Regions from separate parts of the Homo sapiens genome. Here region 2 is linked to region 1. The links are chromatin loops, found by intact Hi-C in ENCODE. Cell type or tissue: sigmoid colon. All regions are shown on one strand. Links, peaks and the distances in the headings refer to the core of each region. The heading gives the core; the rest is flanking DNA. Region 1 overlaps CNDP1 (carnosine dipeptidase 1). Region 2 overlaps NETO1 (neuropilin and tolloid like 1).

Evidence for each region. A loop is a pair of places that touch in the nucleus more often than their neighbours do. Peaks named below come from ENCODE experiments on the same cell type or tissue, not always from the same donor. Only the 100,000 strongest peaks of a DNase experiment are listed, where the experiment ranks them.
Region 2: a loop joins it to region 1, with 12 times the contacts of the local background. A loop is called at or near these places in 4 of 110 quality-filtered maps.

The regions. Positions count from the first base shown.
Region 1 is chr18:74,547,952-74,555,951 of GRCh38, reverse strand. All of the region lies in intron 1 of CNDP1 (carnosine dipeptidase 1), which reads right to left. Among named protein-coding and RNA genes, the nearest start is that of CNDP1, 17 kb to the right of the region's middle. In sigmoid colon, for the core only: a CTCF peak has its summit at 3,797 (motif pointing right); a DNase peak (open chromatin) is centred at 3,831.
Region 2 is chr18:72,755,202-72,772,276 of GRCh38, reverse strand. It overlaps NETO1 (neuropilin and tolloid like 1), which reads left to right. Exons shown (of 11, transcript NM_138966.5): 8 at 16,130-16,243. Among named protein-coding and RNA genes, the nearest start is that of MIR548AV, 90 kb to the left of the region's middle. In sigmoid colon, for the core only: a CTCF peak has its summit at 9,583 (motif pointing left); no DNase peak of the experiment used is centred there.

The DNA.
Region 1 (8,000 bases), core at 1-8,000:
TCCATGTGTGATGAACTGCTCTATTAGACAAAAGAATTTCTGAGCAATGCCTAAAATCCAGTGTTGTGGGGTTTCTTTCCACTGGCTCCTGAAATCACAGTACTTTAACAGGAAAGGAAGAAAAACGTCTGAGGTGGTGGTTCATGCCTGTAATCCCAGTACTTTGGGAGGTCGAGGTGGGCGGATCACTTGAGGTCAGGAGTTGAAGACCAGCCTGGCCAACATGGTGCAACCCCATCTCTGAGAGACCCAACCACAACCCTGTCTCCTCCCTCCTCTCCCCTCCCTGACCCCTTCTCAGTCTCCCCAGCCCGTCCACCTCTGGGATGACTCCACCTGGGTGTCCTTGGGAGCCTAAGAGCCAGCATTCCTCCTTGACCCCTGACAGGAAGGTCCTGTGGCAAAGTGGGCAAGGTCACCCCTTCACAGAGGCCCCCCAGAGCCCTGTCTGGAGTGGGAGCTGCCAGCATCAGACCCAGGGGCCACCTGCACATCTGGAGGGGCCATCAGCAACATCTCCCCCAGTGCAGCCCGAGCCATCAGAGGCGGGCTGGAGAAGAGGAGGGAGGGAGCGAGGGCTGGGAAGGGCCAAGGGGGCTGCAGCCCTTGGTCAGACCGCCTACGTCAGGTTCTTGGCTAGGAAAGCCACCAGCTATCCCCAGGAGACCAGCTGGGCTCCACTTTAGAAGCCAAACCCACCCTCCTGCAGCAGGAGGAAGGAGGGGAGAGTTTAACCCAGCCTGTCTCTGTTATTTTTGTCTCTGGAATCCCATCTTTTATTGTTTTAAATGTTTGAGATGTTTTACGTTATCAAATTCTGACTTGTTTAATCTATGATTCTTCAAATGCCCACCTTTCCGTAGGTGGAGGTGAGCAGGGGTTGCGGGGAGAACAAGGGGAACTAGGCTGGTGAAGTCTCAGTGCCATCCCCGAGACCTTGAGAGAGAGATGTGCTCAAGAGCATCCTTGAGAGGACGCTCATCATGGGTGTGGCCCCGCCGATGTTGCTTATTTTACAATGGAGCATCTGCAAGGCTGTTTGAAAAGCAGTTGGTTGAATATTTCACTTTTCATTCTGTCATTTTCATGGCTTCCTCTAATCCACCCTCCACAAAGCAGCCTGGGTGATCTTTTTAAAGGTGGGGCAGATCGCAAGACTCCCTGTTTTAACTCTTCCAAGAGGTCCCATTGCCCTTGGGGTAAAGCAAATATCCCCATGGCTCCCAGGTCTTACATGGTGGAGCCCACCTGCTTCTCCCACCAGACCTCCTCCCTTGTTGGGGTACCATGCAGGGCCCCTCCATCACTTCCCATGTGTTCCCAAATGCATTGCTGAATCTTCCTCCATGCTCCTGCCCATCCCTTGGCCTCAAGCCCCCATAGAGTGAAGGTGAGCTGGGGAGCATCCAAACTGACGAGCCCCCCAACACATTGCACAGTGCATCTGAAATGAATTTGTGCACAGGGAGCTGTGTTCTGTCTCTTCTAGGAATTCACTTCCAACAAAACATCTGGTCCTACTGAAAATGTCCCAGACGGCAATAAAGAGTGCATCTCCCTAACCAGAGTGTCACTCAGCACCTGGGGTCAATCCATCCCATGCCCAAAAGGAAAGCCACTCCCAGGCTGTTCTACCTTCTGTCAGATCAGCACTGAAATGCTACAGGGATGTTCAGGCTTCAAGAACTTTTCAGCTAGGATTCAGCTGGCATAAAATCTGAGTGACCACAGAGAACCTGTGTTCACAAAACAAAGTGGCAGAGTGAGAGTCAATGCTGGAAGAGGGCATGTGGATAAAGCAGTGCAGTCGGGGTGGCATCACGGGGAGACCACAGGCCTAATAGTCAGGAGGGCCAACACCAAGTTCAGCCCTGCCAGATCCCAGCTGTACTCCTTCGGGTACCTCTCTGAGCCTGAATTTCCTCAGCTGTCATCAGGGACTGGGAGCCTCACAGTGGCCGAGGACCCAACCAAAGAGCTATAGAAAAATGTGTGGCTCTGAGAGGACAGAGAGCTCACCAGCTGTCAGGAAAGCAGTAAGATGTGCCATGAAACGCAGACCATGTCCCATCATGGGGTGGGGATGGTCAACAGCAGCATCTTGGAGGAAACTGGTGCTGAACACTGATGGGAAGGAAGGGTAAGCTTGGAGAAGGGCAGGCATTCAGGGCAGAAGTTTTAACCTCTGGAAGTTTCCTCATTTTGAAGTAGGAGAATGTATCAAAACGTTCTAATAAGGGTCTGAATTTTGCTGGATAATAATCGAGAGGAAATTGTGAAGTTTAAGAATAGTTATAAATATTCTGGAGAGTGAACTGGCTTAAGGACACACATACATATCAATTGGATAGAACCGAAAATCCAGAAATAAATCCTCACATTTATGATCAACTGATTTTCATCGAGGGTGCGGAGATCATTCAATGGGGGAAAACAGTCTTTTCAATAAATAGTGCTGGCAGAATAGGATATCCACAAGCAAATGATAAAGTTTCACCCCCTTCCTCACACCATATATAAGAACTAACCCAAAATGATCAAAGACCTAAATGAAAGTACTAAAACCATACAACTCTTAAAAAAAAATAGCTGTAAATCTTCCTACCTTTGGATGAGGTGATGGTTTCTTAGATATGACACCAAAAGACAGGATCGATAAATTGGACTTCATCAAAAATAAAAACATTTGTGCACCAAAGAACACCATCAAGAAAATGAAAAGACAACACGTAGAATGTGGGGGGAGGGATTGCAAATCATATATCTGATAAAGGACTTATGTTGAGACTATAAATGACAATTACAGTTCAATAATAAAAGACAGCCCAATTAAAAATGTGCAAAGGATTTGAATAAACATTTCCTCAAAGAAAATATGCAAATGGCCAATAAACACATGGAAAGTTTAGGCTCAGCATGATTAGCCATCAGGAAAACACAAATCAAACTACATGAGACACAACTTCCTACCCTCTATGATGGCTAGAATTAAAAAGCCAGACACTAATGAGTTTTGACAAAGATGTAGAGAAATTGGAAACTTCATGTACTGCTGATGGGAACGCAAAAGCCTACAGCCACTGTGGAAAACAGTCGGAAAGTTCCTTGATCAATTAAACATAGAGTCACCATATGACCCAGCAATTCTATTCCTGAGTACATATCCAAGACAAGTGAAAACATATGTTCACACAAAAACTGGTAAGTGGATGTTTATAGCGGCATTATTCATAGTAGCCAAAAGGCAGAAACAAGACAAATGTTCATTAATGAATGAATGGATAAATAAAATGTGGTATATTTCACTGAAATATTATTTGGCTATACAAAATGATTTTTATCTTACATAAAAAGGAATGAAGTACTGGTACATGCTACAGTGTAGACAAACTTTGAACACATTGTGCTAAGTGAAATAAACCAGACACAACGGCCATGTATTGTGATTCCATTTACGTAACAGTCTAGAGTAGGTAACTTCATAGAGACAGAAAGTAGATTGGTGGTTACCCAGTGGGAAAATAGGAAGGGAGTGCTAATGAATTTGGGGTGATGAAAATGTTATAAAACCAATTGTGGCAATGGTTGTACAATTCTGAATAAACTAAAAGCCATTAAAATTACACACTTTAAATGGGCCAGTTGTAAGGTATAAGAATTATATCACAATACAGTCATTTTAAAAATAATCATAGCTATAACTACTCATTTGACAATACAAATATATTATTGAATATGAGAACTGTAGATAGAGGAAGCTATACAGTGGTTAAAAGCAAGGTCAAGGTAAGAACTGCGTCCAGTAGGTGGTGCTGATGAGCCACTCATGAACTCCCTGGCTACCCTGCACTCAGAAGGCTGAAGCCAGATCCAGCCCAGCTCTGTGGGACTTAGCCAGGAGCCAGGGGCGGCAGATGAAGCCAGTGGGAGAGACTCCTCTGGCCCTCCAGTAGCCGGAGAGGGAGCTCAGGTGTGAGGAAGGCTTCAATAAAGGCTCTTGGAGACAACAGTGGCTACTGGTTTTTTTTTTGTTTTTTTTTTTCGCAATCGATCCAATTGATCCATCTACATTAACATTTGAGCTTTTATTTTTCCTTCAGACAAGTTCCATTAAAAAAATTATTTGGTGTTCCTCTACAGTGAAAAATAAAAAAGGACAGTTGGAAGAAGGAAATAAGCTGCAGGAAAAAAATATGAAAACAATGATTGTTGTTAGGAGAGAATAGTTCAGATTCAGCAGGAATCTCCTCCTCCTCTGGCCTGGGGAGAGCAGCTTAGCCCTGGTCTCGAATAAAAGACTGACCTGATGCCCTGACCTGACAGTGGCCCTGACAGCAGGGGTCTGACAAGGGGAAGTGCACGACTTCATCTTCCCTCCCTTAATGAATTTCCTCCTCTCCCTCCCTTTTCCCCACAGAGCAGGGCAGCCTGCTATAGTCAATTTGCTGTCCAGGTTCATGGACATTGACTTTGGACATGAATCCCGCCTTCACCATCTGAGTGGGATCTGAGACTCCATCCATTTTTCTCCTGTTCCTCCATGCCTCTGTTTTTGTTTGTGTGTGTGTGTGTGTGTGTGTGTGTGTGTGTTACAGTTGTGCTTGACCTTGAACTAGTTATCTGTATTAGGCTATTCTTGTATTGCTATAAAGAAATGCCTGTGGTGGGGTAATTTATTAAAAAAAAATAGGGTTAATTGGCTCACAGTTCTGCAGGCTGTACAGGAAGCATGGTGCCAGCATCAGCTCACCTTGTGAGGAGGTCTCAAGGAACTTTTACTCATGGCAGAAGGTGAAGCAGGAACAGGCAGGTCATGTGGCCAGAGCAGGCGCAAGAGGGATCGGGGAGGTGCCACACACTTTAAACAACCAGTCTTGCATAAACTCACTATTGCAAGGACAGCACCTAAATACCTCCCGCCAGACTCCACCTCCAACATTGAGGATTACATTTCGACATGAGAGTTAGGCGGGGACACGTATCCAAACTGTATCATTCTGTCACTGGCCCCTCAAATCTCATGTCTTTCTCACATTGCAAAATACAATAATGGGCTGGGCATGGTGGCTCACGTCTGTAATCCCAGCACTTTGGGAGGCTGAAGCAGGAGGATCATGAGGTCAGGAGATCGAGACCATCCTGGCTAACATGGTGAAACCCCGTCTCTACTAAAAATACAAAACAAAAAACAAAAAACAAAAAAAAAAAATAGTCGGGCGTGGTGGCAGGTGCCTGTAGTCCCAGCTACTTGAGAGGCTGAGGCAAGAGAATGGCATGAACCCAGGAGGCAGAGCTTGTAGTGAGCCGAGATCACACCACTGCACTCCAGCCTGGGTGACAGAGCAAGACTGTCTCAAAAAAAAAAAAAAAAATTCAATAATGCCTTTCCAATAGTCCCCCAGCCTTCACTCATTCCAGCATTAGCTCCAAACTCCCAAGTCCAAAATCTCATCTGGAGATGAGTTCCTCTCACCTATGAGCCTGTAAAATCAAAACAAGTTATTTACTTCCAAGATACAATCAGGGTAGAGGCATTGGGTAAATGTTCCCACTCCAAAAGGGAGAAATCAGTCAAAAGAAAGGGGCTCCAGTCCCCATGCAAGTGTAAAACCCAGCAGAGTGTCATTAAATCTTAAAGCTCCAAAATAATCTCCTTTGACTCCATGTCCCACATCCAGGGCACTTTGCTGCAAGGGGTGGGCTCCCAAGGCCTTGGGAAGCTCCACCGCTATGGCTTTTCCAAGGTTAGGATGTAAGCTGCCAGTGGATCTACCATTCTGGGGTCTGGAGAATGATGGCCCCCTTCTCACAGCTTCATTAGGTAGTGCCCCAGTGGGGACCCTATGTGGGGACTCCAACCCCATAGTTTCCTTTTGACCTGTCCTAGTAGAGGCTCTCTGTGAGGGCTCCACCCCTCCACCTCTAGGTTCTTTCTAGGCACTGAGGCTTTCTCATACATTCTCTGAAATCTAGGTAGAGGCTGGCAAGCCTCCCTTACTCTTGCACTCTGTGTGTCTGTAGGCTTAACACCATGTGGAAGCTGCCAAGGCTTACAGCTTGCATGTTCTGAAGCAGTGGCCTGAGCTGTATCTGGGGCCCTTTGAGCCACAACTGGAGCCTTCTGAGGCTGTACAGAGCAGTGCTGTCCCAGGTCTGGCCCATGGAACCATTTAGTCCTCCTAGGCCTCTGGGCCTGTGGTGAGAGGGGCTTCCTCAAAGGTCTCTGAAATGCCATCAAGACCTTGTTCTCATTTTTTTTGGCTTTTAACACTTGGCTACCTTTTAGTCACGCAAGTCTCTCTAGCAAGTGGTTGCTCTGCAACCTGTTCAAATTCCTCTCCTGGTAATGATTTTTCTTTCTCTGCCACATGGCCAGGCTGAAAATTTCCCAAACTTTATGCTCTGCTTTCCTTTTAATCTTTTTCCCATTTAGAAAAAAAAAAAGTGCAGCTCACTGCCAGTGCTCATTTAATTTTATATAAACTCACTCTTTGAGGCTGAAGCAAATCTGACTGATTTTCAATGTGAAAATAAAATATAAAAACTGTTCGGGGAGTTCTTTCTAAACAGAACTAACATCAGAATCATCAGAACATCTATTTCAGATTCATTAAATGAATCTTTGACCCACAATTGTTCAAGAACAATGTTAACATCACGTGTAGGAATGCTACGTTTTCTAGGATTTGACATTTTCAGCAGTTGAAAATTACTACATTTTGTTAATGGAAATACCACTAACTAAAACCAGAATGCCATAAATAGAATGATGTCTGTTGTTTCCAAAGTCAATATACTAGAGTGATGTGAAAATAATAATAAAAGCAAGATAGTTCATGGCAAAGTTATCTCAGGGTAAATGCTGCAGCCACAAGTGCCACTGGTGAGTATTCTTGGGGCAACCAGGAAAAGGGTTAAATATAAATTCCAACTTTAAGTCATTTCTTTACTTCCACACCTGAACATAAGTTGTTAGAAGCAGCCAGGTCACATCTTGAACACTGCTACTTAGAAATTTCTTCTGCCAGATACCCTAAGTCATCACTCTTAAGTTCAAATTCCACAGATCCTTAGGGCATGAACACAATGCAGCCAAGCTCTTTGCTAAGGCATAACATGGGTGAGCTTTGCTCCAGTTCCCAATCAGTTTTTCCATCTGAGACCACATCAGCCTGGACTTCACTGCACACATCACTATCAGCAGTTTGGTCACAACCATTAACCAGTCTCTAAGAAGTTGCAAACTTTCCCTCATCTTCCTGTTTTCTTCTGAGCTCTCCAAACTCTTCCAACCTCTGTCTGTTACTGAGTTCCGAAGTTGCCTCCACATTTTCAGGTATCTTTATAGCGATGCCCCACTCCTCAGTACCACTTTTCTGTGTTAGGCTGTTCTTGCAGTGCTATAAAGGAATACCTGAGGCTGAGTAGTTTATAAAGAAAAGAGGTGTAATTGGCTCATGGTTCTGAAGGCTGTATAAGCATGGTGCCGGCATCTGCTCAGCTTCTGGGGAGGCCTCAAGGAGCTTTTACCCATGGTGTAAGGTGAAGAGAGAGCAGGCTCCTCACATGGCAAGAATGTGAGCAAGAGCAGGAAGCACCACACACTTTTAAACAACCAGATCTTGCAAGAATTCACTCACTATTGTGAGGACAGCACCAAGCCAGGAGGGACCCACTCCCATGACCCAAACACCTCCCACCAAGCCCCAACTCCAACATTGGGGATCACATCTCAACATGAGATTTGGCAGGGACACAGATCCAAACTCTCATCACCCATTGAAAATCTAGGGATGTCGAAAGGTTATTCCTGGCTTTTGACCTTGCAAAAAGAAGAAAGAGGAGCTGAAGAACAGGAAGTTGCGCTTGCGGGGGCTGGGGTTAGGGATGCGCAGGGTGAGTCCTGGACTGAGAGAGTCTTTTCGGCGGGGGTAGGCGGTTGCCCAGCTGAGGGTGGTAAGCTCCCACTGGCTATGGGACCCTGAGGGGAACCCCACTTG
Region 2 (17,075 bases), core at 5,012-13,011, 1.8 Mb after region 1:
TGGGTCTGAGCCAGCTAAATAAAGATCTAATGGTTAGAGATGAAAGAAATCAGAGATTTTTAACTGTAGTGAACACTCCACCTGGCCATAAAGAAGCAGCCTGCCATATTATACAGAGAACTACGTGGTGGGGAATTTTGAGCAATCTTTAGAAGCTGAGAATGTCCTCAGGTTGCCAGTCAGCATGAAAGTGGGGACCTCAGTTCTACTATTCCAGCATACTGAAACATTCCAACAACTTGAACAAACTTAGAAGAGGCCTCCACATTTTTCATGAGAACCCAATCCAGACAGACTCTTGATTTTAGCCTTCAGAGACCCAAAGGAAAGAACCCAATTGAGCCCTGCCTGGACTTCTGACATACAGAACTGTGAGATCATAAAAAGATATTGTTTTAAGCTGGTGGGTAAATTTGTGATAATTTGTGACTCAGCAGTAGAAAATAATGCATAGTATTCCTATTGCAATGATGTGGGTTTTTTCAATGTAATGGATGATCCAAATATCAATTTTAACATATTACTTAAAAACATTTTTAATATATTGCTATTTATTAATATAGTACTAGTCCTACTTTCGGTAGTTCAGGAGATGGGGCAAGATATACTGTAATTGTAGGAAACAATCACTCCAGCATCAGATTGACACTAAAAGTTGAGATTCCACTAGCCTAATCATTAATAACTTTTCATTTTGATACATATTTATATTCCTCCTTTCATTCTTTTATTCCTTCATTAAACTTTCCAGGCATGGATGGCTCGAAGATGAATATGATGGTTGCTTCTCTGAAGGCACCGCACTTCCACACTAACTCAGATTCAACTCAAGTGTGTGACTCACTTCAGATGTTCATTTATATCTGGTATTCTGTGCCACACTCCCACCACATACTCCCTCATTTATTTTAGTAAATTACCCACGGAAGGTTGTACTCTAAGAAGCCTAATTCTCTTTGTGTGTAGTTTTTCTCTGCAGCGTTTGTTTACGTTAGCTGGATATTTGCTCTACTGACACAGTGATTGATTTTATTTCACTGTTCAGTTTTATTATCTTTTCCTGTCTAGAACAAGATATAGCCTGCCATCTGCCTTTTGTTCACATAATTTTCATTCTGTCTTGGATAATGCAAATTCTTAATTTTGTAATAACTAAGTAAAATTGTCATATAATCTCAGTAACTAAATTTAATGGATCCTAAGGGAAAAAATTATAAATTATAACTCAATAACCCTCTGAGATTAAACACCAAAATATCTTCAAAATAATCAACTTACTTTAATCCTTTTTAACTTCTTTCAGATTTAAATGGGATGAGTTTAAATAACTTTGTTAGTTATGGAAAAATAAATTAACACATTTTCCAATTTAGAGTTATTTTAAAGAATCAAAGAGAAGAGGGAGTTAAAAATGTAAATCCTCTCTCTTAATATTTCACAACACTGTTTAGTTTTTCCTCTAGAATAAGCAAGGCCAAACACAATTTACAAGTTTGGTGTAAATACTAAGATCAAAAGACATTCTATTCACTATATATTTCACCACGAAAAGAAAATGTTATGTACTGGAGAAAGCAGTGTTACCAACCGTAACTTAGGCCAAAGTGTAAATTGAAGTCTTACTATAAATCTTAATGCCGCCACCTTGTGAATTGCCATGATTGATGTATCTTAAAAGGATTAAGACCACTTTACTAATATAGGAAATATTTATTTATGTATGTCATATAGTAGCATAAATACCAGATGGTGCAGATTTAAATATAAACAATACACAACATATGCTGAGAAAATTGCTGAATGTGTGTTAAATATTGGCAGGTCTTCCTAAAATATACATAAAGCACACTATTGATAAGAAAAAAATCACCATATTCAAATATACATACATTTCAAATAGTTATTAATACAGAAACATCATAATCAAAATAAATATGGAAAAGTTGACCTGGAGAATAATTGGTAAGACAACAGCAGGCAACAGGTACATATTTGTATCTTATAAAAAATAATGATTATATTCAAAAATAAGAAAAAGATAAGCATTCTAATAGAAAATGGGGCCAAAATGTGCATAATTAATTCATAAGAGAAGCATAAATACCCTGTAAGCATAAGAAGCAAACATGTAAACATATTAGTAAACAAATACATAAATTTATAATTTAATGAGTCATTTTCATCTATCAAAATGTTAAAAATATGAAATAATGTTGGAGATGGAATCTTGAAATAAAAGCATATGCACTGCTTATAGGAAACAAAATATTTCCTGAAGGACAATTTAGCAGTATATATAAAAATTCCAAAATAGGGAACAAAGATAGAATATCACCTCTGAATCAGAAATACTACCTCTAGGAATATATACTGCTGATGAGTCCATATTTATAAGCATGGAAAAATGCTTAAGTAGATTGGTTAAATGGTTCTGGGAATGTACATATACTCTTTATTAAGATGATGTGGTAGATTGATACTGATATTTTACTGTGTTAAGAAACAAGAGGTTAGAAGCAAGTAGCGAACACGTGTACATTACATTTATACTCTTGTAACTACATGGGATAAACATTTAATACATGTCATCTATTATATATGTAATACATATATGTAAAAGACAATGGGATGAAGATATTAATGGTTATATTTGGGTGACGATATTTTTGCCTGTATTTTCTAATTTTTCTAAAATAAATATGTACTGGTTTGGTAAACACTTTTTTACAAAGCAACAAATAGGAATTTCTGAAAAGATGTATTAAGTCTAGGAAAGCAAGAGTATGTACATTATTTTCTATGTTGGGTTAATTGACTCATCTATAATATCAGAAAAGAACCCATCAGTAGAGTTTTAATACAGTTTTCGAGGATATCACATTGCCATATACTGACATGTTGTTTTCAGACTAAATAATAACTCTGCTCTGTAATAGAATTTCTCCACCATTTATCTTCCGAGAGACATTCAACTGATGACTGACTTACTGCATGACAGATCCTGACGGTAAGCCCACCAGATACAGTATTGGCCTTTCTCTCCCCTTGATATGAGTGCGTACACCCTTGAATTCACTTTGGTAACTTAAAGACAGATAATAATTAGAAAAAAAATGTAGCCTTGGATTCATTCCAGGACTAATTATGACACGAGTTGTCAGGGTATCCTGGCTGGAAACTGCCACTCTCCATCAGCAGTCTCATCTTAACTTTTCTCATCACTGCCCTCTCCTGTCCCTGCTTGCCGCGCTGTACAGCGACGGCCACTTTGGCAGAAGGCTGGTTAGTCAAAGTCAGATTGCCTGAGAAATCTGCTACTTGGCATTTAGTTTCCCATTGCTGCTGTAGCAAATTAGCATATGTTTAGAAGCATCAGATAACACAACTTTATTATCTTACACTTCTGGAGTGCGGATTCCTAAAACAGGTTTTACTGGGCTGAGACCAGGGTGTCAGCAAGGCTGCTGCCCCATAAGAGGCTCCAGTGTAGAGTACATTTCCTTCCTTTTCCCGTTTCTAGAGCAGTATTTCTTGGCTCATAGCCCTTCTACTTTGTCAGAGCCACCAGAGTAGCATCTTTGTGTGCCTTTGTGATTTGCTGTTACATCACCTCTGTGCCTTCAGTCTCCATCTCTCTTTACTTGTTATTGCATTGGGCTTAACTGGATAATCCCGAATAATTCTTCATTTTGAAATCTTTATTCACACCTGCGAAATCCCTTTTTCCATATAAAGTAACATTCACAGGATGTGGGACTAAGATGTGGACAACTTGGAGAGCCATTATTTATTTGACCACAGTAGAATTTGTATTTCTGTGTTGTTTTTGCTTGTTTGTATTAAGCTGATGGGGTCTTTGACTGAAATTCTGAAAGCAATTATTAAGTTGACTTTAAGGCCAAAGGTATACAATGTCAACTGATAAAGATACATCTTAACACAAGTCTGCCTTCACACCTTGCTATTGAATAAGTGTTCTTTTATATAAAGAATTTATTTTTAATTTAAATATTTTATTACTGTAGAAAAAAATAAAAAAGTTAATCTGTCCTAAAGATTTAAATATGACTTTGGGCAAGTATAGATGTGTTTGAAATTTTAAAATAAAAGATAAACGTTTTTAGAACCAGAATCACAAAGTAGCCATTTCAGAAAATTGTTTTGCTTTTGAAAAAGATCTGAAATGGAATTACAATGTGTAAGAGCACATGTTCAGTGTCAGCCAGTTCTTCCACTTTCTTACGTGTGATGCCTGGACTTTAATCTTCAATTTCCTTTCTGTAAAACAGAGAAAACATCACAGGGCAACTGAAAGTTTTAAATGTATGTCTGGAACGTAGCAAATGGTCAGCAGAAGGTGGCTAGTATTGTATCCGTTAGTGAGATAACAACATACTGAAACTTGGGTAGTTAACACTTTCAAATACAGTGAGGCTATTGAGCAAAGGAAAATGAAATAAAATTGTATAATCTACCAGAAGCCAACCAACCCTCCTTTCCTCCCTCATTTCTTTCCTTCCTTCCTTCCTTCCTCTTACCTCCCTTCCTTCCTGTTTTTTTTAAAGCTTTTGATTGAGTTTGATGGCACCATAAAGAAAACAACTGTCAAAAGTATTCTAATATTTGAAATGAATTATCGATGGACTTTTATTACTGATATGGTTACTTAAACCATTGAAGAAGTATTATGTGTACAGACATGTAGTTTGATGAAATACTTAAAATTTAAAGTTAATTTTCTTAAGTAATTTGACCAAAACAAGTATCTTAAGTAATTTTGCTTCTTTGCCTATTCATTGAGTTACTGAGAAAATATTGCAGAACTTTCCATCGAACCATTTAGAATAATTTTTTTAAATAAAGTGTGTGGGTCTGCAAGGAATCACTTGGACAAGAATAAAGGCAGGAAATTTCCTGTAATTTTTAGTAGAATCATTGGGAATAATACATATTAATGTGTCTGATTCTAGCTTTACAACCATTGTGGTTTATGTCTGCCCCTGAAAATACACAGCATATGTTTGTTATATGGAAACAGAAAATTATTATTTTTAATTGATAGCCTCTGAACTAGCAGATTTTTAAGCTTGAGGTCATGGTGATGTGTTTACGCTTGGCTCTAATCTTCATTTACTGCAGGCCCCCTTTGTGGGACTTGGCATGTTCAATGAGAGCAAGTATTGCACCTTTATAAAAGAATAATGTGTCTAAACTAGCCACCTGCTACTGACATGTACATATTATGAAAACCAACACTGGCCCACATGTCCAGGGCCTAATAGTAATCAGCATGCAGATGCCAAAGATATTTAATACCCTCCTTATTGTAATTGTAATGTCTAACTACACACATTGAAGAGATCATTGTGGGGCTGAATCAAGGCAGACATAATGGAAGTATAAAAGTATGTAGTAATTTCTAGGGAAGATAAAATAATGGATACATTATGATAATAACGGATAAATTCACCCCACATACAAGGAAAGATTTTTTATATATGGAATGTAAGTTTCCAATGAAGATGTGTTTCTTAATGTAATATCTCTCAGAACAGTAAGAATATGTAATTTTTGCACAAAGATTGGGGAGGAATCTCATAAATATGTGTGAGATCAAATTGAAATTTGTGAACAGAATTTCTTGTATAAAAACAGATTAATATATGTACATCTTGATAATACTGGATATTTTCAAAGTAAAAGTCATATTGGAACAGAGTTTTGAAAACATATTGATTTTTCAAAACAACTATGAAGGTGATAAAGGACATGAAAAAAAGATACACAAATCTATTTCTGGCCTCAAGTCTGGTCACCATTTTTCAAATAAAATGTCATTTCCTCTAATTACATAGCCTATGGGCCATTTTAAGTTTCAATGTGCTGACAAGGGAAATTTTTCCATTTGTTTTGGAAAAAAATTGTTTTGTGGGAAGTTCTGATGGCCAAATATATTTTATATATTTTTTATATTTTTGTTTGTGTAGAGTACCACAATTAAAAATGATAGTAGCAAGCTACACACACACACACACACACACACACACACACACACATATTTTTTTTTTTCTGAGACTGAGTCTCACTCTGTCACCCAGGCTGAAGGGCAGTGGCACAATCTCGACTCACTGCAACCTCCACCTCCTGGGTTCAAACGATTCTCCCCGCTCAGCCTCCTGAGTAGAGGGATTACAGACATGCACCACCACACCAGTCTACTTTTTGTATTTTTAGTAGAGATGAGTTCTCACCATGTTGACCGAGCTGGTCTTGAACTCCTGACCTCAAATGACCCACCCACCTCGGCCTCCCGAAGTGCTGATATTACAGATGTTAGCCACTGTGCCCAGCCAAGCTATGTATTTTTAATGACATTTTTGAAGTTTTTAAAAATTTGCATCTTCAGTTGATTACTCATAATTGATATCTCTAATGTTTTATTTTCTTTCAAGTTTATTTTTTAAAGTTTTGCTGTTATTTAAAAATTTAAGATCATTGTCAGACATTAATGAGAAGATGGCATTTAATATTCATTGTGTTGCTTAAATAATTTTTATTCTGGCCTGGCACTGTGGCTCACGCCTGTAACCTCAGCACTTTGGGAGGCCAAGGTGGGTGGATCATGAGGCCAGAAGTTCAAGACCATCCTGGCCAAGATGATGAAACCCCATCTCTACGGAAAATACAAAAATTAGCCAGGCACAGTGACAGGTGCCTGTAATCCCAGCTACTCGGGAGGCTGAGACACGAGAATTGCTTGAACCTGGGCAGCAGAAGTTGCAGTGAGCTGAGATCATGCCACTTCACTCCAGCCTGGACAACAGAGTGAGACTTCATCTCCAATTAAAAAAAAAAAGAATTTTTATTGTGATATATAGTCTGTCACCAAGTATTTATGAAGCATCTACAAAGTGGTACATCTGGTTGCCAGACTTTTTAAGAGGAAGCAACAAGGCACAGATAAGTTAACTCAAAGGGATCAGCCCAAGCCCTAGTATGTATTGTGGGAAAACCAACATGGGTGATGTGGTGGGAAGGATGAGGGCAGGATGACCTGGTGGTTATGGTGGGTGACATCTGAGGTTAGGAAGAATTCTATAAATGTTTAGGGTGAGCAGAGGCTGTGAGAATATAAATCACTTGCTGTGTACTAAGGGGTACAAGGAGTTTGGAAATTAACCTAACATTATTGGAAAGTGTTTTGGGGTGTCTTCAACAAAGTGAAATGTGGCCTGATTTATACTTTCAGATGGCCAAGGTCCCCATGGTTTCTGTGTCCCTGAACTCCATGTAAGATTGCTGTCAGTGAATGGTGGCCTGGCTCATTCACAGCAGTGGAGACCTCAACAAGAGCTTTGTATTGAGATAGAGCCATGCAAGAGATGGCCACTGGCTCAACGGTATCCGGGGAAGAAAGGACCCAAGGATGGTCTTGAGCCTTTCGCCTGAACACCTGAGGGGATGGTTGTGCCCTTTGTTAATGCCAGGAAGGTGTGGGAGGTGAGAATTAAAAAGGAAAATGTGGATAAGAGGAAGAGGGTGATAATCATTTTGCTTAGGCCCATCAGCCATATTCTGTTTGCGATGGTAATTACAGTTCCAAATGGAGACGTTAAGTAGGAATTTCAATATTCAGGGTAAGTCTGGATCTCACACAGTAGTCAGAGCTGGGGATGTAAGCCCCCTCGTTAGTGGGGGCTCTGTGTCTGATGAAAATTGCCGAGAGAGAGGACAGAGGAAATAAGGGACCTGTGACAGCCTCAGGGGGCTCAGCTACAGGGGTCTGTAAGACACTAGCATAGCGGCCTGAGAAGGCAGGGGGAAAATCACCTTAGTTACCTGAACTGATAAACATTAGTAATAAATAAAAGTAAGTATGCTAGATTTTGCTCTTCAATGTGAATTCATGACCTAACTATAGAATGTTGATATGTGTCATATTTACATATTCATGTAAGTGTTAAGCTTTGCTTCCATCCCTCACCAAACAGAGTAATAGATTCTAGACCATCCCAAGGGTTAGAAGTTTTAATTTAAAAAAGTAAGCTTTAGTAAATATTCAAGGCTGATAAAAGTTGAACCCAAGAAATAAAGCAAGAAGATGTAAATGTACTCTGATATGGTTTGGCTCTGTGTCGCCACCCAAATTTCACCTTGAATTTTAACAATCCCCACGTGTCAAGGGCTGGACCAGGTGGAAATAATTGAATCATAGAGACAGTTTCCTCCCATGCTGTTCTCATGATAGTGAGTTCTCATGAGAACTGATGGTTTTATAAGGGGTTTCCCCCTTCGCTGATTGTCACTTCTCTCTCCTGCCACCATGTAAGAAGTGCCTGTTTTGCCTTCCAACATGAAGACACTGTAAGTTTCCTGAGGTCTCCCTAGTCATGTGGAACTGTGAGTCAATTAAACCTCTTTTCTTTATAAATTAGCTAGTCTTGGGTATTTCTTCACAGCAGCCTGACAACGGACTAATACATACTCCAAGCTGTTTCCTCCCCCAGCTGCTTTTCCATACGTGTTTGTGAGCATTTCCATTCAAATTAAAGATCAGGGAATGATGAAGAATTAATAAAGAGCAGAAGTAGGAGACCTAGAGGTGTGACTGTGGCTGTGTGGTGTGTGTATGACTGTGTTTGAATGTGTGAGTGTGTGTGTGAATGGTGTGTGTGTTTGTGAGTGTGTGTGTGGTGTATGAGTTTGTGTGACTCTGTGTGTGAGACAGCCTGTGGCTGTGCCCACACAGGCCAGCACAGAGCTGGGTGTTTTAGACGAAGCTCAAAATTAAAGAAGTTAAAATAATTTGAGGAAAGCAAGAAGCAAGAATGTCTGAAGAGAACAAGATGAGTGGACTGGGGAGGGGAGGTGAAGAGAGCCAGACCCTAAGTCCAGGGAACATGTGTTCCAGTGGTGTAATGAGTCTTTAGGAGAATATGATCAAGGATCACTTCGTTTTCCAATTTTTCGTGATGTAATATGATGACTTATTTGACGTTGAACAAATTACCAATGATAGTTTTATTAACCATAAATCATGGATAGTTGAAACATCAGTGTCTCAAATCTGCCTGTTTTTATTTCAATGTGTTTTAATATTTCTTGAATATTATTTAGCAGATTTCTGGATTTCAAAAAAAAAAACGAAATCTAATAGAATAAGCGTAGTGGATTCTGCATTAAAGTAGCTATTATAAATTAAAAACCTTTAAGTTACAGAATTGAAACAGTGTTAATCCACATGAGATAAACACTAAAATCGGAGGTACATCTATAACTAGACCTTTCACATTAAAAAACAATGTGTTCTATGATTCTTTATTAAATACATTATGTAAATCTACCTTTATTTTGAGTGTTGTGGCTTTATTTTATCTTCTCCTACATGACTAAAATATGTAAGAGATTTGTCGTCCCCTGCTACATAATTTGCTTATTTAAAGAATTAGTAATGTATAGGTTTAGGAGTTACTGCACATGCTTTCATGGTTTATTTTAATCATCCCCATGAGGGAGTCAAAAGCTCCTTCACTGAAGTCTGATGTAAGTTCGCCACCTTGTGGTAATAATGGGAATAGATGAGGGTTTAAAAACAGAATTCAAGAGTAATGAAGCAATAGAGCAAAGCAAAGGTGCTATGTAAAAACTATTTTCCTGATTTAAAAATCTGAAAGAGAAAATTAACTTTTTTGATTAACATTTCGTATTTTTTCATGCAAACTTATGAGTTATCCTTTAATTACAAAACTTTTTTGTGTGTTTTTAATGTATATATACATATACTTATACATAAAAGTATATATGGAAAATTTCTCCAAAAAAGGTAAATATAATTTCAGTAAATCCTAGAAATCATCACTGCCAACATTTTGGCTTTTGCATTTCTGAAATAATTTACATAAGTGCATTGGTATGTGAGTTTTCATAAATTAAAAAGTGTATTCTCAGTTTAGCCGGGCGTGGTGGTGCATGCCTGTAATCCCAGCTACTCTGGAGGCTGAGGCAGGAGTATCACTTGAACCCAGGAGGCAGAGGTCGCGGTGAGTGGAGATCGCGCCATTGCACTCCAGCCTGGGCAACAAGAGCGAAAATCAGCCTCAAAAAAAAAAAAAGTGTATTCTAATTTTTTACCCAACTTTACATGTTAATAATCTCCCACCCTATTCTATGTTCTTTTAAGAATTAAGAATTCCATCACTATAATGATTTCTGGACACAATGGAACACTTTGCCAAGTTTTAGTTTTTAAAATTTTAAGTGGTAAACAAGTAAGATTGGAAATATTTGGATTAAACAAAGTTAAACAGGCATATTTTACCTCATGACTTCTTTGAATCTTTCAGTGGGTGCAAGGCCCTGAGACTCACCAAAACTAACATACCATATTTCTTAGTCTTAAAGGTCCTCTCCTCAGCAAAATATTGTACTAAATTTTGTTTCCAAAGAATTTATTATAAAGTATTTGAATAAATGTTAACTGAAGATTATTTTATTGGAATTTTTAAATTAGAGTTAAGGTACCCATAGATAACATCAAAATCAGGATGTATCTACTAAATTACTGTGAAGATTTTGTTACTAAAATTATAAGCTGATACTGTCCCTGTTATCCAAGCCTCAATTCTATCGGATCATTTACATGTCTGCAAAAACATTTCTTTTAGATTGCAGCCCAAGGTTGAGAGCTATTCTGTTCTACATATGGCCTGGCTTGCTTTTCCAAGATGGGATCTGAATGTCTCTCTTAACAATTGGATGTTAGAAAATACCTGTTATCTTGATGGTCTCATTAAACTGTTAAAAAAAGAGTATCACAGCTAAATATCTTACACAGCTAAACCTTCCTCCTATTAAGTAGTACAAACACATTCCAATACGTATTTGTATTTTATTTAATATGCATAATTTATGTTTTCTGCTTTTCTTGTAGAATTGAAACATAGTATTTCATATTAGACTTGGTTGTAGCAAAGGCATATTCTCCAAGGTACAAAGATAACTAGGAGGTCTTAGCTTCAGAGAACTCCTTGACGCGACTTTCAAATATGCATTCTCGTGTAGTCTTAACAAGGGATCTGTGAATGATTTTCTTCACTTTACAAATTAGAAAATTTAATGTCAGTTAAGTCACGTTTATATCATACATCTTAACATTTTATATCATACATCTTAACATTTTATATCATACATCTTAACATTTTATGTCATACATCTTAACATTTTAAGTTTTTTGTTTTGTTTCATTTGCTTTTGTTTTGGTAACGGTGGTGGTAGTTCAAGAACAGGTAACATTCTTTTGTCATACACCATATGACAGTATCTGTTATGGTTTTTAAAGATCTATCACATTTAATTCTTAAATTTTATGTAATAGTTATAATTATCCCCATTATATAGATATAAACAGAAACTGAAAAAGTTAGTGAATTTGCTCAAGATCACGTAACTCACGTTGGAAAATCAGGCATATTGATTCCACAGTCTCTGCACAGTACTCTCCTAAAACGGTTTACAATTCTGTCTTGTAATGTTTGTATTCATGCTGCTGACACTATACGGCATTCTGTGCATTATTAAGTCGCTTGGGTAAGTATTATCTTTATCCCCATTTTACAGATGTGGTAACTGAGCAACTTACAGGTTAATCAGCTCAAGGGCAAAGAGTGTGAAAGAGGCAACCCTGGGAGTCAGAGACCAGGTGGCCAGGATGCAAGGGACTTAATCACTGCACACCACACACTCTTATAAACCTGCTTTTGCTCACGAGGAAGCAATCTGTCCTTAAGGATTATCGCTCCTGACAGCCCAAATCACAGCTGGGCTCTCTGTCCTGTTGGCAGGACTCTTCAATCCCAGGCTGATGTGTGTGGAGAAGTACTCTCTGAGCTGTGTTTAATCTACAGTCTATTGCACAGCCACAAATGAATGCTTTGCACAAATGCATATGTATTGGTGTATGTGGGAGGAGGAAACAGTGAAGAAAGGTTCATTTTGAAGTGTTGTAGTGTCTACTTTCTAGGTGAGTGCTTTAAATCAAGAGCAATGATATGCTTATACACAGGACATTATTTTGGCTGACTAGAATATTTTGCTTCATTAATAGAAATCAATTTCCATCTTCTTTGGGTCGTTAGATCTGGATGATAAAATGGTGATGTCAATAAACCCAATAAAGTGAAATCAAGTTAGTTGGAGGGTCTCGTGTCTAAATACAATTTCAAGTAGTTCAGTGACAAAAAGCAATAGCAAATCGTTCCATCTATGTTCTTAGTGTTTTAACGTCAATGGGAAGCTCTATTTGCTATTCTGATAGAAACAAGTATAAAGTTGCGTGTCCCCTCTTGTGACCCTGGAAACTGTGTGAGGTACTTGGCATTTGGATTGTTACTTCTTTGGCTGCCACTTTATTACAAATAAATTTTGACTTTCCTTGAAATCACTAGGAAATAAAGCAGCTGGTTTATAAGGGACAATAGCTTAAATGATGAATATTGAATCTCGTAAGTAGAATAAGTCTTATGTAAATTGGTCGAGGAATATGTGCTTTGTCAGAAATAGTGAAAGAAGCAAAGACAGGATGCTGAGTTTAGTTTCTGAGAATACATGCTGCCCATAGCCACTACATGCTGCGTTGGAGACCGTGGCCTTGATTGGAAGACCATGGCCTTGAAGGTTAGTTCTCAACCAATAAACACATTTGTCAGAGTCTTCTGCTCTCTGGAATACTAAGGTATGCAACCCAGTCAGAGTTAACCTTTTGCTAAGTAATATTAATCAGTTAAAATATCTGTTGAATATTTACTACAAGCCTAGTAAGCTTAAGCCATTATGAGCGATTAAACATAAACATTAATTTTTAAAAAAGCATAGTCACAAGCCTCAAATATATACAAAAAAGATGATAAAATATACTCTTAAAACTTTAAAAATTACATGTGAAATAGGACTTAAGGAACAGCTAAGTTTTCTGATAGATTGGAATAATATTGTAAGACTGTTTAAGACAGGTTTATAGATTATAGGGTTCCGATGTGATTTGGATGGCAGAGTGGAGAAGGGGTATCTGGGGCAGGTAGAAGGAGGGAGTGGTGTGTGGACACGGTGCCGGATAGGTCAGGAGTGTGCTAGGAGCAATGGGCTACACACATTGGTGCACCGAGTGCACGCAAGTCGTCGAAAGAGCAATGAGAATGTAGGCTTGATTTGGTCTATTGGTGCCATTGTAGTTCTTAACCAGGAGAGAAATGAGAGTCTTTAGTGCATCATTGCATATATGCATTTCTGAGAGAGAGATTCAGACAATAACGAGGAAATTCGGAACCCAATATAATATTATACTTTGGGTGTCTATAAAACAAAATTTATTTTTGCCAAAGGTATGTACAATTTTATACATTGCTACTTTTTTGTTTGTTTGTTTTTGTTTGTTTGTTTTGAGATAGGGTCTTTCTCTGTCACCCAGACCCAGGCTGGAGTACAGTGGCGCAATCTCGGCTCACTGCAACCTCCACCTCCCAGGTTCAGGTGATTCTCCTGCCTGAGCCTCCCGAGTAGCTGGAATTGCAGGCATGTGCTACCATGCTCAGCTAATTTTTATATTTTTAGTAGGGACGGGCTTCACCATGTTGGCCGGGTTGGTCTCGAGCTCCTGGCCTCAGGTGATTCGCCCACCTCAGAGTCACTAAGTGCTGGGATTACAGGCGTGAGCCACCACGCCCAGCCTCTACATTGCTTCTTAACCATATCAGGATTTGCTTACTTGTTTTTATTTTTCATTTGCACAGCAATTCTTTATTAGCAAAAGTAAGGAAGAAAATACATGGAGAAATACCTAGGATATTACAAACACCCCCACCCCCCTCCTCCACACACACACACACACACACACACAAAGAAAAAAAAAGCACCACAAACAAAAGGGAGGCTAACTCCTAATTAACTGGCATATTTGCATAATTATTTAATGTGAAAAAGCATGTTAAAATGTGATTTATTGACATTCCTGAATTACTTATTGCATTCTTGGTAAAACCACTAATATGTAGTAACTGATCCTGGAACATTGATAGTTTCACAACTACCAAGCAGCAGAAACAGACACAATCCCATTTGGATTATTTGGAATTCAAATTTCAGTGCTCTTACCAACATACTAATGCACTTCACTCGATTACCAGAATGCAATGTTATTTTTATTTATATGTTTAAATTTTAAACTACCCCTTCCTATTTAATAATTATAATAATTTTTCCAACTCATAGAAGGTCGGTAAATATATAATTTTTAAAGGTATTTCCTACTTGATGGGTAATTATACTTTCAAAACGTATACTACAATTTGTTAGGTAATAAGTATTTTAAGCATTTTTACAAAAGCATTTTACAACCATTCTAATATAAACTTTGCCAAAATCTCCTTTATATGCTGCATACAAATTTTGACAACATTCACTATCTAATTAACAGACCTTATCAATTCTGCAAAAGCCATTATAGTCAGCTACAGAAATTCAAATTTAGTTGCTTACTAAAGAGCAGGTCTTTACAATAATATACTGGATTGTTAAATTTTACATTATGAAAGGTTTATACAGAACAGTACTTAACAAATCATTAGCAAAATAAAGTGTTAAGCGTGATACTTTTTTTTTCAAAATGACTACTACATATTTTCTACTCTTAATTTTCATTTTCCAAAATTACTATTATATGCTTTTTACTCTTTAACCAGGAACATAAAGTCAAAATGAACAGAGAGGGAACTGTTTGGGTTGGGGGAGGAGGTAGGGGATGAAGAACCAGGAAGAATCACATTGCTTGAATTAGCTATTTCTTTGCCTTACTTTTGGTTTTCAGAATTTGAGTGTTTTTTTTTAAAGGATTTCTCTCGGAGTATTAAAATACAGTAAGTTGCCTTAAGTATATTAAATTGCAAAGTATTGTTTTGACAGTTGTGGTTAGTGTAGCAAATATAGTAAAGAAGCTAACTCTAAAACTTATGTAATATACAGTTTTGAAAGTGAAAAATAAACTCATTATAACATGACTGCAGTGTCTAAATAGTACTGATCATTAATATATCTTCATTTGTCAATCATTGGAAATTCATATGTTTCATGTGCAATAGATTTTGCTAGAATGCCTGTCCTTAAAAGGATTGTAGAGCCTTTATTGAAAAAAAGAAACACTAGAATTGCATTTTATCTGATACATGGAGTGAATACAAAGGTAAAAACAAAAGTTAGCTTTAAAAGCACTTTCTGTAAGCAACCATCCACAATGCAATATTACTATAAAGACTGATCACTTAAAATATTCTGTCACTCCAATAATGAAAGAAATGTATTTTTCCTTATATTGAAATCATATCTAACATTTTACATTGCTATATTAAACTCATGTTTTCTCATCATTATTTAGCCATATTTTATACCTTCTTGAAGTTCATATTTTACCTCTCAGTCCCCTCAATGTGCATTGTAATCTGGAGATAATGATCATTGTACATCAAATCACTAGAATGTATGAAATACATGCGTAGTAAGCTAATTTTATCACCATATATATTAAATGTAATAAGCATAATATATTTTTTATGTTGTTCAGGATTAATTTTTTCATGATTCTGAATTTCCATGGCATTTTGTTTTTTCGTATTCTTAAGTAATGTTACAGGGTTTGCTTTAGTGTATGTTATTCATTAGTACTTGGTAAGTATATGTTTTTCAAAATTATTTAAAAATTTCTATTAGGTGTTTTTGCACAGTAAAACTAAATTTATACATTCTTTCTGTATAAAGTATAATTTATGCCCATGGTAGATGCTTCAGGTTTGCTAAATAAATATGCCTACTTAAAAAAATGTGGATAATGTTCTTCATTTTAATGATGGAAAATACCCTATGGCATTTTTACAAGCTGAGCCTCTCTAGAGGAATGCCAGCACTCTTAGTAACACAAGAAATAATTACCACTACGGCACCGTTTCTGAAAATCGCACGGCAGATCATTTATCTCAGTTTGTGGCAAATTATTCTAATCTTTTTTTTTTAGATTTGTAATGTGAGTGATTTACTACTGAATGTCAGTTATAACTTTCCTCCTTTGTCTTGTTCTTCTTCTTTTTAGCTCCTTGTGAAGGCAACACATTCTTCTGCCATAGTAACATGTGTATTAATAATACTTTGGTCTGCAATGGACTCCAGAACTGTGTGTATCCTTGGGATGAAAATCACTGTAAAGGTAATGATTAGTGCCTGAAATTTGAAAAAAATTTCCTCCCTGTGGAGTGGGGTAGAAGTTTATATGTATCAATCAGACAGTCTTTAAAATAAGAGTGTATAGTGCCTTTTATGACCACCGCATATGTCTTATAATTGATTTGTAAGCGTTTTTCTTAGCCTTTACTCATGCTCTGTCCAGATGTTCCGTTATTAGTGCACAGTGGACTATCCTCAGTACTTGAATTCTCATTAAAGACATCACCTTATTAGAGCCTGCAGAGCTATGAAAACGGGAGCTTTCAGGGGAGCACACTACTTTCCTGTCATGTGTGATGCTGTCTGCTTGTGGCTACACGTCTCATTCATTCCAGTTTGTCTTGATTGGACTTTGTGTACATACTCTAGAGATAAAATGTCTTGAACTAGCATTTGTACTTTCAGTTACTTCCAGCTACTTCACTCCACTTCAGTTTTGCTACGAAAATGCTTTTCTTCCTTTCCCGGGAACATAGCTCCCAAAGCCCTTGCCTCCTTCCCTTGTCTATACACAAAGGCTTGTTTATGTGAACAGGGATCGTTGGCTGGATTATGGATGTTGCATGTTTTAGTTAAGATGAAACTGCCATGTGAAGTATTTTACTGAGATCCAATATTAAACAGTTGACAAAAGAAGATAGGCAAATAACTCTTTCATGCTTGAAGTCCAGTATTATCTACTAAAAGCCTTCTGTGCATAGAAGTAAAGAAGTAATACCACAGTATTCATTGTTTCATACAGTCAGTAGGAGAGGCAGTTACACTATCAACTATTTTGTTGTTGATTACTTTCGTAATCCATTACTTTTGAATGG